2 separate regions of the Homo sapiens genome follow, and region 2 is linked to region 1. The links are chromatin loops, found by intact Hi-C in ENCODE. Cell type or tissue: HepG2. All regions are shown on one strand. Each heading gives the region's core, and the rest is flanking DNA. Links, peaks and the distances in the headings are about the cores only. Region 1 overlaps PARD3B (par-3 family cell polarity regulator beta). Region 2 overlaps PARD3B (par-3 family cell polarity regulator beta).

Evidence for each region. Hi-C counts contacts between places; a loop is a spot of excess contacts. Peaks named below come from ENCODE experiments on the same cell type or tissue, not always from the same donor. Only the 100,000 strongest peaks of a DNase experiment are listed, where the experiment ranks them.
Region 2: a loop joins it to region 1, with 11 times the contacts of the local background. A loop is called at or near these places in 1 of 110 quality-filtered maps.

Annotation. Positions count from the first base shown.
Region 1 is chr2:205,272,548-205,275,475 of GRCh38, reverse strand. The region is part of intron 16 of PARD3B (par-3 family cell polarity regulator beta); the gene reads right to left. Among named protein-coding and RNA genes, the nearest start is that of NRP2, 410 kb to the left of the region's middle. In HepG2, for the core only: no CTCF peak of the experiment used is centred there; a DNase peak (open chromatin) is centred at 1,655.
Region 2 is chr2:205,217,633-205,220,560 of GRCh38, reverse strand. All of the region lies in intron 15 of PARD3B (par-3 family cell polarity regulator beta), which reads right to left. Among named protein-coding and RNA genes, the nearest start is that of NRP2, 460 kb to the left of the region's middle. In HepG2, for the core only: no CTCF peak of the experiment used is centred there; a DNase peak (open chromatin) is centred at 1,500.

The sequences.
Region 1 (2,928 bases), core at 144-2,643:
ATTTTTTATGCTATTATGAAGTCATTATCAACTCTTTTGGGTAATCTAAAGAGGGTGGTGACTCCTGATTTTTATAGCCGAATCTCTTAGATAAATATTTTGCCATAAGACACATGAACTTGTAATTCATGACCTCATAAGAATGTGCTTTTCAGAGACTAATTTCTCTTTTCATTATCTTTCGTCTTCTCATACAAACTGTTAATTGTATTTTCAGTGCATGGTAAATACAAGGAAGTTTTTGCTAATCTGTGAAACTCGAGAGACTTTTTTTTTTTTTAATTTTTCCCGTTCAACAGGGCACCGAAAGAAGCCTAACAGTGGCCTTGGGTTTGATTTGTGATTATATATTACCCCTTCAGTCACTTCCCTCTCAAGCAGTCTGAAATCAGAAGCGAGCCTTACTCACATTTTTTCTCTTATGTTTAAACATGTATTCAAAAGGCACACAAGCAGTTAGAAACCTAGAAGCAAGTAAAGCAAATAAAAGCCCTTTGAAGCCACAGACCACTTTACAACACAGGACAATAAAAATTAAGGAAATGATAAACATGGGAATTGGCTGAAGAAAGAATATTTAGTAAAATGACAATTCTGCTTTTTACCAGTTTTCTGAGTGGTTTAAAACACAAGGTAATATTATGATATACATACTATAGACAACTTGCTGAAAAGCCAAGAAGAGAAAATGTTATGGATTCTTTATAAAATAATATAATGATTTCTGTAGAGGGCTTAAAAGTTGCATAATAAATTCTGCATTTGGTGCTAACTGAAGAATTAATATTCAGATAGAAATATTCAGGTAGATAATTGATATTAATATTCAGATAGATAATATTCAGATAGAAAGTAAGTAGAAATGATTTATAAAAAAATCAATGTAAAAGTATACCATGTAAATTAAGGGATATCAGGAAAGGGGTTATTAAAAAAAGCAATGTACCACACATTTAATACTATTCATATTTAATAATTAATGTTTAATAATAAATATTGCAAGAACTTACCAATGAGGTGAATAAGATTACTACAGGTTTCTTCCTCAGTAATATTAAAGTCACTGCAATATAAGTTACTAAAAGCACTTAAGGAATGGAATATTTTCCTTTATACATCAGGAATGAAATCAGCTGATTATTCTTGCAAATTTTCTAAGTTTCAAGTATATAGTATATCCTAATACCAATATGCTATAGTGAAGGGAGGTAAACATGTTGCCTATTCACACAAAGAAATAAAGAGTAGAAAGAATATAGGTACTAAATTCTCTTCAGAGGTTATAATATATATGAAAATTATAGGCAATAGTAATTTATCTAAGATAAAGATATATATACATATGAGGGAAAATAAAATAGACTTTTTTTAAAAAAACTATATTTGTCCAGATCTAGATGAGCTGAGCTAATAATATGGATAACACAAAACAGGAGCCAATCCTCAAATGTGCAATGAAGTAACCAGAGTAATTACACACACTCATGGTGGTGTGTGCTCTGCAACCCCTGGGGGACTGCTGATATGATTCACATGCAGCCTTTATAAATGACCCTCACCCCCACCACAGAGCTGTACAACCTGGTGGACTTGTAACAAAAGTTCAAGATCATAGATAACTTACAAAAGTAAAACTTCTAACTATGTTTACAAATATTAATCCATTTGGCCGCAGAATACGGTGCGACTGTATACATTGTGAGTCAGCATGATACACAGCACAAGGTAGGCATTTAACAGGTGTTGGCCAAGTGAACACATGACTGATGAAATAAACAAATAGAGTGTCTTCCATACTGTAAACTCATGACATCTCAAAGAAGAAAGTGAAGACCTGATCTAGGAGGAGTTAGTGAACTCTTACGCAAATCCATTTTGTATTTTTACTCAGTATTTCTCACCTGGATTCATGGTCAAGATTGAGAAGTCTGGCTCCAAAGTAGTTGCTCCTTTAGATAGCTGCCTGCATGCTTTATACTTTTGCTGAAGGAAGAGCTGGTCATTAGAGGGAAAGGCCCTCCACAGCAGCTGATCTGACTATAAAGAAAAAACTCACACGTGCTTCTGCTCTGGCATTGTTTTGTTAGGTGAAGGAGTGGAATTCACAGTAAGTATAACAAAGGAGCGAACTCTTTCCACTGGGTGACAATGCAAAGAAGAAATGGATAGCCAGGTTTTCCAACAATAGTGGGAATTCAGGGCATTCACCCTTTGGTAACTGAGAGTTGATTGTATATATGAATAGTTAGCTGCAACTGTTAAAGTGAAAATTTAGATTAAGAACAAACATTGAAGCAATCAACACAATCTAATATTCATGAAATTTCTGCAATGTATGTGTTAGTTGCTGTTCAGAGAACACTGAACTAGTTTACAGATAATTTTCAATGTCTACATTGGAAAACTACTTTATTTCCAATTACTTCAGGTATTTTAAGTTAAATTTAGGGGAAAAACTGATATAAAGAGGATGATTTTGATTTGGCTAACTTATCTGTCTCATGTATAACTACTTATTGTTTATGCCAAATAGTTTTTCAGCTTCTTTTTAACAAAATCCTGACTTTGGAGTAGCAACCTGACTAGTTAAAAATATTCATCTCTCCAGATATTCATGCGGTTTTTTGTTTTCATGTAATGGTTTTGAATAATAAGACACGGATGAAGCATCTGAGGTTAAGTTTTTGGACAGCTATTATTTTCCAAATAAAAGGGACAGAATTATGTCTTTTGTCCTTCACCTGTCCTCCTTCTTCCTGCCTGGCACATGGAGGGGCAGCAGCCATCCCACAAACATGAGGTTGGAAGCTACACGGTATGGATGGAGACGCAGGAGGCCAGAAGTCTGGTATTTGATGACTTATTTGAACAACTGTACCAACCCTAGCCTGCCTGCCTCCTCTGTCCTTGATGCCAGACAAGAAGAAA
Region 2 (2,928 bases), core at 243-2,742, 55 kb after region 1:
CTGGAGCCTAGAACATGTCTGAAATGTAGTAGGCACTCAATACATATTTGTTAAATAAAAGGCTGGTCAGAGAACCTTGAAAGTTGGTAATGAGGCACCTAACAGTAGCCCATGGATTGGGCTTTTCTGGAAATGTATAGGAAATTGGGAAGATGTGTTTCGGGCAAAGAAAACATGAGAACCTAAAAGCAGCCTAAAATGAGGAACCCTAAGATCTTCCATTTGGCTGGGGTGCTCAGTGTGAGAGGGAGCCTGGAGAGAGAACAGGCGGAAGAGAAAGGAAGGGGCCAGTCATAGAGAATCTCAAAAACCACATTAATGAGTTCTGTCTTCATCCTCAGGGCAATGGGATGTTGTTAAGGGATTTTTAGCAAGGAAGTGACATGATCAGATTTGTGTTTTAAAATGATCACCCAGGCTGCAGCGTGGAAAATAAATTGGATGGGAGTAAGGCAGGAAGCAGTTGCTTCCTTTTTTGAACCCAAATACAGGAATTTACATTCATCCCTATTAAATTTAATCTTCTGAATTGCGGCTCAACAGTTCTCCCTGTTGAGACCTTTTTGAATCCTGATTCTGTCATCCAGTGTGATTTGCTAACCTACCAAGTTATGTGGCTCCTACAAACGTGACAAGTAAGCCTGCTATATCCAAATCATGTGCAGGGCTTACATTACTGAAAACCATGTCTGCTCTCTTCATGGCACTTTTGCCTGTGGTTGTGAGATTTCCTGGCTGGGTGAAAACATTTTCTGATCATTCCATGGTATTTCTTATTGCAAAGTTAATGAGCCAGCCCAGAATGGAAGTAACCATAAAGACGTAGTAACTCAAGCTACCCAGAACTTTCCTGTGCATTTCCTCAAGAGCTTATGACTTTACCATAAGGTGCCAACCCATTTTATTCTTGCATGAATTAATTTTGGCACCTGGTTTCTGGCTGGGGATTGTATAGCTGCTTTGTTCTTGGCTACAATAAGTGCTATCAAAAAATTTCTCTTCTGGCACGAATTGAAGTACATAATACTGTCTATATTTCTGCCCAGAATCTACTATCATCTGTTTAATATGCAAACTGTGCAAAACCAGGGCTACTACTGTGTAATAGATTTTGAAAAGTTGTCATCCAGATTCATTGTTTATTAGAGTTTATTAACTTTGGGGGTTTATGTGCTGTCTCTTCATTTCAGAGCACACAACCATTCACTTAAATGGGATGCACAAAGTTCTTCACACACTCTAGTGAACTCATCTGGTATTTTATACTGATCTATTAGATGAGCTCACTTAAATCACGCTCCTTTCTGCAGAAAAGGCGATTACACATACATATTAAATATCTGCTAGCTTTTTGGAAAGTATTGAGTTATATTAAGAATCTCGAACAAAGTTGAGCTAATAGAAAACATTAACTGGACAAACAGACAGTGGCTAGACCCAGAGTCCAGAGTGACCTCACAGGCAGCATTTTTTTTTTTTTTTAAACAGAGTCTCCCTTTGTCCCCCAGGCTGTAGTGCAGTGGTGCAATCTCAGCTCACCGTAACTTCCGCCTCTCAGATTCAAGCAATTCTCCTGCTTCAGCCTCCCGAGTAGCTGGAATTACAGGCACGTGCCACCACACCCAGCTGATTTTTGTATTTTTAGTGGAGATGGAGTTTCACCATGTTGGGCAGGCTGGTCTTGAATTCCTGACCTCAGGTGATCTGCCCACTTCAGCCTCCCAAAGTGCTTGGATTACAGCCATGAGCCACCATGCCCAGCCACAGGCAGTAATTTTTAAAATCTTTTTTTCCTAAGACCAGAGATTTCTTTGGACATCTCAGAGGCAAATAATAAAGGGAGGGAAAAGGTAAAAGCAATGGGCTGTACCCATAGTGTGTTCTCTCCTGCTACTCTCTCTTCCTCCCCATCCCCCTCCTACATTAAATAAAATTTTTGCTGTAAAAATTTGAAAGAGATTTACAAAATCTATTTACAATTATTTGCCTATGAGTTAATTATAGATTGACTGATTTTTTTAGCAATCTCTCTGCATACTTAGAAATTCTTTTGAGTTGTAAAAAAACCAAAAGTGTAACCTTTTTGCAATTGATATTTTTTAAAATAATAAATTCTAAGTGTAATAATTACTAAAATTGGCATAAGCTTCCATTTCAGGGATAAACATTTATTAATTTCACACTTGGATTTATGTTCATACATTACAGCCAATAATTTTGTTCATATCTCACATACTTCAGTAGGTTTTTGTAAAGCTTATAGGCTCTAGGCCTTGTGCCTATAGTGACTCATAAGAAAAATAAAACCCTTGCCTGTTTCGATCAGAAGAATTGCTTCAACAATTTAGGACATAAAAATAGAAAATTTGGGCTGGGCGTGGTGGCTCATGTCTTGTAATCCTAGCACTTTGAGAAGCCAAGGTGGGTGGATCATGGGGTCAGGAGTTCGAGACCAGCCTGACCAACATGGTGAAACCCCACCTCTATTAAAAATACAAAAATTAGCTGAGCATTGTGAAGCACGTCTGTAATCCCAGCTACTCAGGAGGTTGAGGCAGAAGAATCGCTTGAACCCAGGAGGTGGAGGTTGCAGTGAGCCATTGTACCATTGCACTGCAGCCTGGGTGACAGAGCGAGAGACCATCTCAAAAAAATAAAAAAAAAAATATATATATATATATATATATATATACACACACACACACACACACACACATATACACACATATATACACACACATATACATATATACACACATATATACATGCACACATATATATACATATATACTTATCTACACACATATATACACACATACATATATGTGTATATGTATGTGTGTATATATATATGTATGTGTGTATATATATAAAATTTAAAACCAGTAGGTTAGAGACATTAAGAAAAAATAGTAATTTGTTGTTATA